Regions from separate parts of the Homo sapiens genome. Here region 1 is linked to region 2. A link is a contact called in ENCODE POLR2A ChIA-PET data. All regions are on one chromosome and are shown on one strand. Each heading gives the region's core, a stretch centred on a gene start or an enhancer-like site at or near the end of the contact. The rest is flanking DNA. Distances are from core to core; before and after follow the strand shown. Region 1 has its middle 36 kb from the start of CEBPB-AS1. Region 2 overlaps PEDS1-UBE2V1 (PEDS1-UBE2V1 readthrough).

The links. ChIA-PET counts read pairs that join two places held with the same protein, here RNA polymerase II (POLR2A).
Region 1: POLR2A ChIA-PET joins it to region 2 with 13 read pairs in OCI-LY7. The contact joins two enhancer-like sites. POLR2A ChIA-PET finds 5 or more read pairs at or near these places in 2 of 52 experiments (OCI-LY7 and activated B cell).

Annotation. Positions count from the first base shown.
Region 1 is chr20:50,225,076-50,231,287 of GRCh38, reverse strand. No RefSeq gene overlaps it. Among named protein-coding and RNA genes, the nearest start is that of CEBPB-AS1, 36 kb to the right of the region's middle. RefSeq lists enhancers at 4,442-4,736, 6,090-6,212. Within about 2 kb of position 1,872, at least 2 of the 41 ENCODE cell types and tissues checked have a DNase peak (open chromatin) inside an H3K27ac peak, as active enhancers do.
Region 2 is chr20:50,142,824-50,149,008 of GRCh38, reverse strand. PEDS1-UBE2V1 (PEDS1-UBE2V1 readthrough) reads left to right here. Exons shown (of 8, transcript NM_199203.3): 2 at 5,388-5,507. It overlaps PEDS1 (plasmanylethanolamine desaturase 1), which reads left to right. Exons shown (of 6, transcript NM_199129.4): 2 at 5,388-5,507. LOC124904927 (putative uncharacterized protein CCDC28A-AS1) reads right to left here and starts at 5,280. Exons shown (of 1, transcript XM_047440630.1): 1 at 5,116-5,280. The coding sequence starts at 5,280. The coding sequence ends at 5,116. RefSeq lists an enhancer at 4,636-5,271. Within about 2 kb of position 1,573, at least 19 of the 41 ENCODE cell types and tissues checked have a DNase peak (open chromatin) inside an H3K27ac peak, as active enhancers do.

The DNA of each region.
Region 1 (6,212 bases), core at 623-3,122, 82 kb before region 2:
TCAGGGTCCCCAGCTAAACTGGGAACACCTGGAGGCTAACTCCTTCTCTGCAAGGCTTGGAGGCTGTCTGGGGAAGGCAGGTGGCAATCACAGTGGGGGTCTACTGTGAGTCGAGAGAGTTGAGGTGAGTCGAGTGAATACACTTAACTTAAACTGACTTTAGCCAGGTGCAGTGGCTCAAGCCTGTAATCCCAGCACTGTGGGAGGAGGCCAAGGCAGGAGAATCACTTGAGGCTAGGAGTTTGAGACCAGCCTGGACAACATAGTGAGACCCTATCCCTACAACAAATAAAATTTGAAAATTAACCAGGCATGGTGGCATGTACCTGTAGTCCCAGCTACTCAAGAAGCTGAGGCAAGAGGATTCCTTGAGCCCGGGAAGTCGAGGCTGCAGTGAGCTATGTTCTTGCCATTGTACTCCAACCTGGGTGACAGAGCAAGACCCTATCTCTAAAAAGGTAACAAATAAATAAAAACTTGGCCAGGTGCGTTGGCTCACGCCTGTAATCCCAACACTTTGGGAGCCCAAGGTGGACAGATCACCTGAGGCTGGGAGTTCGAGACCAGCCTGACTAACATGGAGAAACCCTGTCTCTACTAAAAATACAAAATTAGCCGGGCGTGGTGGCACATGCCTGTAATCCCAGCTACTCGGGAGGCTGAGGCAGGAGAATCACTTGAACCTGGGAGGCGGAGGTTGCAGTGAGCCTAGATCGAGCCATTGCCCTTCAGCCTGGGCAACAAGAGCGAAACTCCATCTCAAAAAAAAAAAAAAAAAAAAACTTGTAAAAGTTGAGATGAGGTGTGTTGAGGAGCTGGGTGGAGCTGAGCTGAGCATTCAACAGAGCAGGATTGACTTGAGCTGAGCTGAGGTGGGTGGGATTGCAGTGAGTGGCGCTGAGCTGAAGTAAACTGAGGTGAACTGAGGTCAGCTGAGCTGAGCGGAGGTGAGGTGAGTTAAGCAGAGTTAGTTGGGTTGAGTTGAGTCAGGTAGAGGTGAGTTTTCACCTGAACTGCGCTCTGCTGAGTGGAGGGGCGCAGGGCTGATGTCAGTCGTGCTGATGAGCTGGGTTGTGTCAAACTGAGCAAAGGAGGGTTGAGTGGAGACACATTAAGCTGAGTCGAGTTCAACTAAACACAATGAGTGGAGTTCTGTTGAGTTGAATTCAGTTGAGGTATTGCGTGGATTCAAATCAAGTTAAGGTGAGTTTATTTTTATTTATTTATTTATTTATTTTTGAGATGGAGTCTCGCTCTGTCACCCAGGCTGGAGTGCAGTGGAGCCACCTCTGCTCACTGCAACCTCCGCCTCCTGAGTTCAAGCGATTCTCCTGCCTCAGCCTCCCGAGTAGCTGGGATTACAGGCACCTGCCACCACACCCAGCTAATTTTTGTATTTTTAGTAGAGACAGGGTTTCACCATGCTGGCCAGGCTGGTCTTGAACTCCTGACCTCAAATGATCCACCTGCCTCGGCCTCCCAAAGTGCTGGGATTACAGGCATGAGCCACCGCACCCGGCCTATCTTCGCTTTATACATAAAAAAATTAAGATGTTTTTTACCCCATAAGAATTAATTTCCACCCCTGTGGGGGCAATGTCACCTCCACACACACACACCCAAATGCCCGAGAGAATGCCTAAGTCAGGCTGAGCAGAGGCAAGGAGAGGGATCCGTCTACAAAAAGGATCTGTTTTGACTTCCTGGAGGAGGCAGTCTCTGGCGTGGATTGTGATTACCACAAGGCTGAGGCCCAGGCCAAGGCCAGCCCAACCTCAGTTGGAGTTCTCCTTCCACCACGCCCTGTTTCCTTCTCCCCTCCTCCAGCCCCATTTCCTCACCTGTGAAATGAGATATAGTAACAGAAGAAACAACAAACGTACAGGCCCTGAAGCAGGTACCAGCTCGGCATATTGACTTTAGCTGAGGGAGGTTCCTGTGGTTGGAGGGGTGAAAGGGAGAGGAGGGGCGGTCAGTGGAGCTCCATCACGTCAAATCTTGCGGGACACGGGCAGGAGTTGAAGTCTATCCTGAGGACAATGGGGAGCTATGGGAGGATTCTGAGCAGGAGAAGGACGTGACGTGCATAAATGAAGCCTCTGGATGGACCCTGAATGGACTCCCCAGGGGCCCAGGACAGTGCACCTAGATGGCCGAGCTAATTGTCCATGCTCTGGCCACAGGGGGCAGAATCTGAGGCTCATGTTCACAGCCTCCTTTGTGGGAGACAGAACATCTGCCTCATACAGCAGAAAATTCTCCACACATAGGAAGGAGGTTCGGATTCTGGACAGTTGGAAGAAATGCCTCAAAACGCCCAACAGTAACAAGAAATAAACAATTGGACAGAGTGCTGTGGGGCTGGTTGGATAGAGGGAAAAAGGCCCAGGCCAGGCCTCTTGGGGTCTGCCCCAACCCCAAGACCCCAAGCCACCTCCCATACATACAAAGCCATGCCCTGGTCCCCAGTCTGGGGTGGCGGGCCCTGAACACTGCTGGGTCCCAGAACCTCATGCCAAGAGTTGCCTTCTTCACGGTATGTGTCACCTGCTTTCATTAACCACTAAAAGGGTGTTCCAGGCAGGGTGTGGAGGCTCACGCCTGTAATCCCAGCACTGTGGGAGGCCGAGGCAGGAGGATCACTGATCGAGACCAGCCCAGGCAGCATAGCAAGACCCTGTCTCTACAAAAAATTAAATTAAAAATTAGCCAGGCGGATGATGCAGTCTTGTCGTCCCAAGCTACTCGGGAGGCTGAGGTGGGAGGATCACTTGAGCCCAGGAAGTTGAGGAGGCAGTGAGCTGTGGTTGCGCCACTGCACTCCAGCCTGGGTGACAGAGTAAGACCCTCTTAAAAAAAAAGGCTGTTCCAGCAGCATGCACAGTGACACTCAAGGGGCCCCATGGGACACCCTCAACCCAGAGATTTCCCCTTTTGGAAAGACAAGCTCTACGGACAAGCAGACCCAGGTGCCCACCTAGGCTAGTGATGTCGCCTCTCTGAAACTGTTTCCTTACCGTGAAAGGGCCAGAGCCTTCCCCACCTTTCAATGGAAGAAAGTCACCTTCCCACCCAGGATGTCGGGGTGGCCTAACACTGGTCTTCAGAGTCACAAAGATCCTGATTTTATTCCCACTGTCCACACACCTGTTAGGTACCAGGAACCAAACTGGGTACTTTACATCTAGAGCTCTATATAATCCTCACGGCAGCCCATGGGGGCAGAGCCAGGACTCAGACCCAGGTCTGCCTGATATACAAACCCTTGCCTTAACCACTGGGCCATAGACCAGTGGATGCCAACCACTCCTTAGCGAGTGCCTACCGTGTGCCCAGCACTGTGCTGAGCAATCTACAGGAATTTCATGCCTCATCCTCACCACAAACCTCATGAAGTGAAACCATCTCCAAGTCCAGGTGAGAACACTGAGGCTCAAACAGGCGAGGAGCTTGCTCAAGAACAGGGAGATGCAGAACACTGAAATGTACACCCAGGTCTGTCTGAAGCTAAAATTCCAGTGCTTTCTACTATGCCACTAGTAAGAATGAAAATAGCTAGCATGTATTGTGCACCAGCTATATGCCTGGCCCTGCTCTATATACTTCATCTGCATCATCTCTCAGTCATCACCACACCCTGTGAGGGGGATGTAAATATTATCATCTCCATTTTCTTTTCTTTTTTTTTTTTTTTTTTTGAGACAGAGTCTTAGTCTGTCACCCAGGCTGGACTGCAGTGGCGTGATCTCGGCTCACTGCAACCTCTGCCTCCTGGGTTCAAGTGATTCTTGTGCCTCAGCCACCCGAGAAGCTGGGACTACAGGTGTGTACCACCATGCCCAGCTAATTTTTGTATTTAGTAGAGATGGGGTTTCACCATATTGGCCAGGCTGGTCTCGAACTCCTGGCCTCAGGTGATCTGGCCACCTCAGCCTTCCAAAGTGCTGGGATTACAGGCGTGAGCCACCATGCCCAGCCAATCATCTCCATTTTCAAAATGAGGAAACTGAGGTTCAGAGAGGGACATGAACCTGACCAAGTTCACACAGTGGGAAAGGTGCAGAGCTGAGATTCAAGCCCAGGGTAGCTGGCCCCAGCACCCATGTCCTTCATCTCCCATCTACAAACCTGGCTCCAGACACACCTCCTCCATGAAGCCTCTCAAGACTCATCCCTGTCTCTGCCACCCCATCCCCGCCTCTGCCACCCCATCCCCATTACTGCACATCCCCATAGGCTTTTCCATGTTTGTGTTTGCCATGGGCTGCAAGCAACGTCATTCCCAGAATATTTACTTTGACCTCCCCTAGTCTACCCACCAGCCTATACCCAGACAAGGGGCCCTGGACCAGCCAGAGCCCTGCCTGCTCCCTGATGATTAATTAAACCCCCAACCTTGACCATGTCTGCCATCCAGGCCTCGTGCTCAGTGACCTCAGCCTGGCGTGGTGAGAGTGGGAGGGATGGGGAAGCGGTGGAGACGGTTCTGTGGGATGGTGGGGTCTCCCCTGCCACCCACCTGCTCCCTAGGAGGAGCTTTAGCAATCAGAAAAGGCAGTGGTTTTACCAAGAAAAGGAGGAAGAAAACACAGGCAGAGGGCAAGAAGCTCATGGCATGAGTGACTCAACACCCAGTGGGCGGGGGGAGAACTGGAGGGTGGACTCCAAGGAGCTTCTGGCCTAAGGCGGGGTCGGCAGCCCAGGACGGGGGCCAGTGGCAGAAGGACCCAGGAAGGAGCTTGGCAGGGAAGAGGGATGCACGTGATTCGAACATCTGTGTGCCGGCTCAGACCTCCCTGCCACCCCCAGCAGCCCTGAGAGGCAAGGGGCCGCATTCCCATTAAATGGAGCAAAACACTGAGGCTCAGAAAGCAAAGTGACTTGCCCCAGGTCACACGGCATCTAAGTGGTGGAGCAGGCATTGGAACCCATGTCAATGGCTCAGAGAAGGAGTTAAAAACACAGACTTTATAGTCAGACCTGGATTCCAAGCCAGGCTCTTCCACTTGTAACCATGTGACCTTGAGCATGTCACCACTCCCTGGCCTCAGTTTCTCTGTCTGCACAATGGGCATAGCCACATGCCAACCTCATAGATCTTTGAGTGGACTCTATGAGCAGCACAGAGACTGTCTTAAATCAGAGAGGGCCATTGTGGGACTGATAGCATGGGCCCAGCTGGAATGACCCCATTACCAGGGGGTTCAATTCCTTGCAGAATCGATGTTCCAGCCATAAAACTTCTTCTTATTTTGAACTAAATAAAACCTGCCTCTCCTGGGGACCATCCAGACTGGCCTTGGAAGACCTCCCTGCCCTGTAAGGTGGAATGAGGCCTCTGACATTGCACAGAGTGTTCATTCTCTTGAAAAGCCCTTGCTGAGCTCCTACTGTGTGCAAAGCAGTGGTCTAGGCACTGAGGACACAGAAGTAAACAAGACCGACAAGGTCCCTGTTATCATAGGGCTGATGTTCTAAGGAGAGGAAACAAACATTACATGTGTAAACCCCTAAGAAACATAACAATTAGATAATCATTTGTTGAGGAAATCTAAGTATCAGAAGCATCTAAACAACAGAGAACATGTAGAATATATTTTTCTGATTTTTTTTTTTTTGAGACAGAATCTTGTTCTGTTGCCCAGGCTGGAGTGCAATGGCACGATCTCCACTCACTGCAACCTCCACCTCCGGGGTGCAAGTGATTCTCCTGCCTCAGCCTCCTGAGTAGCTGGGATTACAGGTGCCTGCCACCATGCCCAGCTAATTTTTGTATTTTTAGTAGAGACAGGGTTTCGCTATGTTGGCCAGGCTGGTCTTGAACTCATGACCCAGGTGATCCACCCACCTCGGCTTCCCAAAATGCTGGGATTACAAGTGTGAGCCACTGTGTCTGGCCTGATCATCTGTTTTTTACATGACACCATTATATAAATCAGATGATGTTCTTTCCTGGTTTAAAACCCTCTCATGGCTCCCACTGTCTTCTAGATCAAATATAAATGCCTTAATACACCACTAAGGGTCTGTATGTTCCAAGTCCCGTGGATCTATCTGACCTCACCCCTTCACCCATTCTACTCCAGCCACATGGGCCTCCTCAGTGTTCCTTGGACATGCCAAGATCTTTTAGTCCTCATAGCCATCGCACATGTTGTTCTTCCACCTGATGCTCTTCCTCACACTCTCCAACTGGACAACGCCCCCTCAAG
Region 2 (6,185 bases), core at 324-2,823:
CCAAAGTGCCGAGATTGCAGGTGTGAGCCACCACGCCCAGCTAATTTTTATTTTTATTTTTGTAGAGGCAGGATCTAGTTATGTTGCCCAGGCTGGTCTCCAACTCCTGACCTCAAGTGATCCTCCTACCTTTGCCTCCTAAAGTGCTGGGATTACAGGCATGAGCCGCGGCACTCAGCCTGTTTCTCATCTTCCCATGGCTCTGATTCCTTATTTGTCTCTCATCTCTTATTTGTCCCTCTGTCCATCTCTCATCCCCACCTTCTCTCTACCTCTTGTCCCCCATCTCCCTGAGGCTGAGGGTCTGCTGGAGGCCAGGGGTCCTCAGAAGTCCAGCTTATTTGGGGCTTGTCTCTGCCTGGAACCAGAAGAGTTGGGCCCACCAAGCCTTTGACTGCAGCCTGTCCCCTGGAAAGCAGGATGACAAAGGCATGACCCCAGGCCTCCCCTGCTCTTCCTAGCTCCCCATACCTACCACACGAGGCCAGCCCCTTCCTCAGGCCAATAAGTGGCTACTGCTTTTGGCTCAGATCTTCAAACCCTGCCAAGCCAGGGGCTGGCTCTGATAGCAGGACCTCAGCACTACAGCCAGAAGACAGCCCGGGCCTCCTGTGTCCTGAGCAGCCACCCTCCCTGTCCCCACCTCAGTCTGCTCATCTGTTAAGTGATACAGTTTAGGCCAGTTGACCCCACAGGCCCTGCCAGGCTGATGATCCATGCTGTGACTTTGGTGACCCTCAAGTGACTTTGGACAAGTGCCTTGACCTCTCCAGGCCCAGCTTCTCTCTCTGAAGGATGGGACAGAGGGTCCCTAGCTCCAGGAGGTGGTGAGGGGTGCTGAGATCATCTTAGCCCTGTATCTGGCATGTTCCAGTTGCTCAGTGAAAGCTACTTAAGTTGTGTATGTTTTCTCCCCCTGGAGACGGAGTCTTGCTCTGTCGCCCAGGCTGGAGTACAGTGGCACGATCTCGGCTCACTGCAACCTCTGCCTCCTGGGTTCACGTGATTCTCCTGCCTCAGCCTCCCGAGTAGCTAGGAGATTACAGGTGCACCCTCCCGAGTAGCTAGGAGATTACAGGTGCACACCACCACACCTGGCTAATTTTTGTATTCTTAGAGACGGGGTTTCACCATGTTCATGTTAGCCAGGCTGATCTCGAACTCTTGACCTCGTGATCTGCCCACCTCGGCCTCCCAAAATGCTGGGATTACAGGCATGAGCCACCACACCCGGCCATTGTGTATGCATTCTTTATGGATGAGAATTAAGGTATTTGGTCTGCAGAAGGATCCAGCTTCCAGAGGCCAAAGAGAGATGGAGTTTAGATGGAAAAATATTCAGATTTGGAGGACGTTCTCCATGGCGTGGGGAGAGAGCTGGATCATCTTTGGTTTCAGGACTGCCCCGAACGTCCAGGCTAACATGTCTCATTGATGTGTCTGGGATCCAAACCCAGCTCTGAACCTCAGTTTCCTTGTCTAGGAAATGAGATCACTCAGTTCCTTCCTTGACGGGCTGATACTTGAATGAGAGACTGTGCCTCAGACTCAAAAACTCAGATGACTGCAGGGGCCCAGCCAGGGCTGCCACCAAATCTGGCCACCCAGTGTGAGACCCCAGGGAAGGGAGAGGACCAGGGTGAACCTGGAGCTCATATCCCATTGGATGGGGGCAGCTATTACTTATTGTTTAGGCCTAGGGTGGCCAGAGCCCTGTGTTGTTGAGGGAAGCAGGAAACTAGGAATTTTACGTGATTTTCAAATTTAGCTCACTTTTTAAAACTGAGGGCAAAACATGTCAGAGGGAGTCAGTTTGCAACCTCTCCGATATGGGCCACACCCCAGCGCATGACAGGCTTCAGTGTGTGTCAGCCATTGTTAGGGTAACTGTTATTTGATCATGTTGCAGTTGGCTCTGCCCACTTCCTGTCCCTGCATGCTGTGGGGCAGGCAGGCAGGTCGATCGGGAAGGTTCACTTGTTCTTTCCTTCTCACCGCCTCTCCGTGTCCTCCCACCCCACCCACTCGGGGTTTTCTGCTTCTGAGCCCTGGGCCTTGGCTACAAACAAGAATCAGAAAGGGGAAGGCCTTGCTGGGCCTGATCATGGTGATCCCCAGGCTGGGGCGGCTGCTGGGGCAGTGGGGGTGCTGCGTGGCTCAAGAGAAACAGCCCTCGCCTGAGAATTGGGGAACCAGGAGATCTAGGCCCCTGTGACCTCTGCTATGTGACCTCTGTTGAGGTCCTTCTCCTTCCTGGGCTTCACGGTCTTCTTCTGCACAAAAGGAGCCAAGGGCATGTAACCCTGGTGTGTTCCGTTCCCCTTCTGAGCCTTGGTCTTTTCAAGGGGCAGGGGAGGGCAGCTGTCCTGGTTCTGGGTCAGGGTAGGTCAGGAGCAGCTTGCTGTTGTGTGACCTGGAGAAGGCCTTCTCTCTCCCTGAGCCTCAGTTTCCCTATCATGACAAATGGGGAACCCAGTACTTCCTTCCCAAGGTATGTCGGTGAGCGGCACCCAGAGACAAAGCCATGGAGTTGTCCGTTAGGATTGTGGTTGGGAATTTGCTCATTCTGCAAGCATTTACTGAGTGTCAGGGCCCTGGTGAGTGAGCCAGACATGGTTCTGGGCCTCCCGACTTCACATTTAGGTAGGGAAAGACAAACGTAGACAAGGCCACAGGCATGAGCAATGGGCCTCGTGTGGGGGGAGTGTGGGGTCAGAGGAGGCATCATGGATGGCTTCCTGGAGATGGAGGTTTCCAGGGTGAGATCTGCAGGAACAGTGTCAGGTGCACAGGGAGTGAAGAGAACAGCATGCACAGAGTCCTAAAAAGAAGAGAGGGTGGACACAGGAGGAGCCCTTCTCACCTGCTCTGGCCCTGACCCCTTCACAGGGACCTGCCTGGCCCCGCTGCTTAAGTGGGGGCCTGGGCTCCTGACCCAGAATGTCGTCAAGGTGATAGGGTGATGGGGAATAGAGGGAGGGACCAGGGGCAGCAGGAACAGGATAGAGCGGGGCGAGAGCGGGATCTTAGGAGCCAGACCTCTGGCCATGGAATTCTGGTCTCTGCTGACTAGTTGGGTGGCTTTGGGCTACTTCCTTGACCACTCTGATGGTCAGTTTTCTCATCTGCAAAAGGACATCACTTCAGCAGGCGCCTGATATGTAGTAACTGCTCAGTATATTTTAAACACCCATGATAAAATTGTTGTCATTAAAGGTCTTCTGTGCCTTATGGAGCAGCTGCCTGGGGCATACCCTAGTCACATGTTCTATGTCACCCACATGGTGTTTTTATTTCCTTTAATTTTTTTTTTTCTTGAGATGGAGTTTTACTCTTGTCACCCAGGCTGGAGTGCAATGGCGTGATCTCAGCTCACTGTAACCTCCGCCTTCTGGGTTCAAGCGATTCTCCTGCCTCTCCCGAGTAGCTGGGACTACAGGCGCCTGCCACCACACCTGGCTAGTTTTTGTATTTTTAGTAGAGATGGGGTTTCGCCACGTTGGCCTGGCTGGTCTCAAACTCCTGACCTCAGGTGATCTGCCTGCCTCGGCCTCCCAAGGTGCTGGGATTACAGGTGTGAAACACTGCACCCGGCCTTATTTCCTTTAATGTTTAAAATTTTTTGTTTTGTTTTGTTTATTAATAGAGACAGGGTTTTGCTATGTTGCCCAAGCTGGTCTTGAACTCCTGGGCTCAAGCAATCCTCTCGCCTCAGCTTCCCAGGGTGCTTGGATTACAGGAGTAAGCCACTGGGCCTAACCCCTTTTATTTATTTTATTTTTATTTTTATTTTAGTTTTTATTTTTTGAGATGGAGTCTCACTCTGCCGCCCAGGCTGGAGTGCAGTGGTGCCATCTCAGCTCCCTGCAATCTCCACCTCCCAGATTCAAGTGATTCTCTTGCCTCAGCCTCCCGAATAGCTGGGATTACAGGTACCCGCCACATGCCTGGCTAATTTTTGTATTTTTAGTAGAGATGGGGTTTCACCATGTTGGCCAGGCTGGTCTCGAACTCCTAGTCTCAAATGATCCTCCTGCCTCGGCCTCCCAAAGTGCTGGGATTACAGGTGTGAGCCACCATGCATGGCCCCCTTTTATTTTTTTATTTTAATTTACAATTAAAAGAAAACAATGTAATATGCTAGTACTTTAAAAGGAAATAAGGGAAAAGCCGGTCTTAACTATATAGATTTTTTTTTAACATAAATGGCTGCTATTTGGCACTTTGCTTTTTGCACTTACCTAGATGTCCTGGACATCTCTCCACGTCCACTTATAGACAACTGCCCAGGTGTTTTCCTGGCTGCAGAGATGATGTGGACTGAATTCATTTGGCCAATCCCCAGGCAATGGCCACTTAGGTTATTTCCCAAGTTTTGACACCACAAACAAAGCTGCAGCGAGTGAATCAGCTTGTCTGGGCTCGTGTGTCTGTGAAAACTATGTGGCAACACTGAAACAGATTGCACACCCAAAGCCTGACTTCTGGCTCCTCTTGGGAATCAGAAGCTCTGCCTCCCTGGCCCACACGCCATACTTTTAGAAGCCCCACTGCCCCAGAGCCCTATTTGTCCATGAATTCCTGACTCATTGTCTGGAGCCTGCTTGAGGGAGGCTGGGCAGGGTGTGAGCCACCAGGATTAAAGGTTGTTTGTAGCCTCTGCCTCCAAATAGTTACCTGCAAAAGGGGACAAGTGAAGCCACAAAGATTCTACTTTAAAAAAAGAAAAAGAAGCTCATTAAAGTTCCCTTAGGTGTCTCCAGAGAGAGCCCAGAGGGGCCCAGGAGACCAGAGTTCTGGTCCTGTCTGTCAAAGAATTGGTCTGTCAGAGAATTGGGCCACTCTCTGAAGGGCCCCATCCTTGGTTTAATGCATCCAGCCCTGACTGTTTGACCTTGGTGAGGGCCTCAGTGACGTCATCTGTGAAATGGGTACAGACTCCTTTGCGGGAGTCTGTAAGCTCAGCTTGTGGTTGGCAATATAGATGCATTAAACAAAGTTGAAAAGCTCCTGGCCAGGTGCGGTGGCTCACACCTGTAATCCCAGCACTTTGGGAGGCCAAGGTGGGCGGATCACAAGGTCAGGAGTTCAAGACCAGCCTGGCCAATATGGTGAAACCCCATCTCTACTAAAAAATATAAAAATTAGCCGGGCATGGTGGCGGGTGCCTATAATCCCAGCTACTCGGGAGGCTGAGGCAGGAGAATCGATTGAACCTGGGAGGTGGAGGTTGCAGTGAGCCGAGATGGCACCACTGCACTCCAGCCTGGGTGATAGAGTGAGACTCTGTCTCAGAAAAAAAAAAAAGAAAAGAAAAGTTCCCATGGGGCCACACTCTGCCTGGCCTTGACCTTCCAGCCTTTACCTCTCGCCTCTGCTCCCTGCAGGCAAGCGCCTCCAGGAGTGGTGCTCTGTGATCCTGTGCTTCAGCCTCATCGCCCACAACCTGGTCCATCTCCTGCTGCTGGCCCGCTGGGAGGACACACCCCTCGTCATACTCGGTGTTGGTGAGTGCCCGAGGCACTGCTGCCTGCCTCAACTTCCCTAGGGGCCAGGGACCCACCGGGTAACTGGCGCGTGTGTGTGTCCACATGCATGGATGTGTGTGCTTGAGTCCAGTATGTGCCTTGAGTACCCCACCTCCCTATTGCAGTCAGCAGCACCTCCCTGCAGCCTGTCACTTGGGCCCAAAACCTAAACATGATCCTCAGTTCCTCTCTTCCTCTTGCATTGCACATCCAAACCATCAGCAAATGCTGTTAACTCTACTTTCAAACTGCATGAGGAGTACAGCCATGGCTCTGTACCTTCATGGTCCCCACGCTTGTCCAGCCACCATCCTCTCCCGCCTGGGCTGTTTCAGGAGCCTTCTTCCTGGTCTCCCTGCCTTCACCTTTGCCCTGCACCGTCCAGTCTCCACATGGCTAGCTGGATCCTGCTAGAGCCCCAGGCAGATCATGCCACTCCCCCACTCTCATCTGCATACATCTGCAGCTGAATAGAACACCGGCTCCTCAGTGTACCTGCCCCAGCTTCCTCTAGCCACCCTCATGCTAGGTCACCCTGCACCTGCCACGCTGGCCCCCTGACTGTGCGTCTGTCACCTGCTCTCAGATACATTCCTACTTCAGGGCTTTTGCATGTGCCATTCTCTGTGCCTAGAACTCTCACCTACATGGCTCACT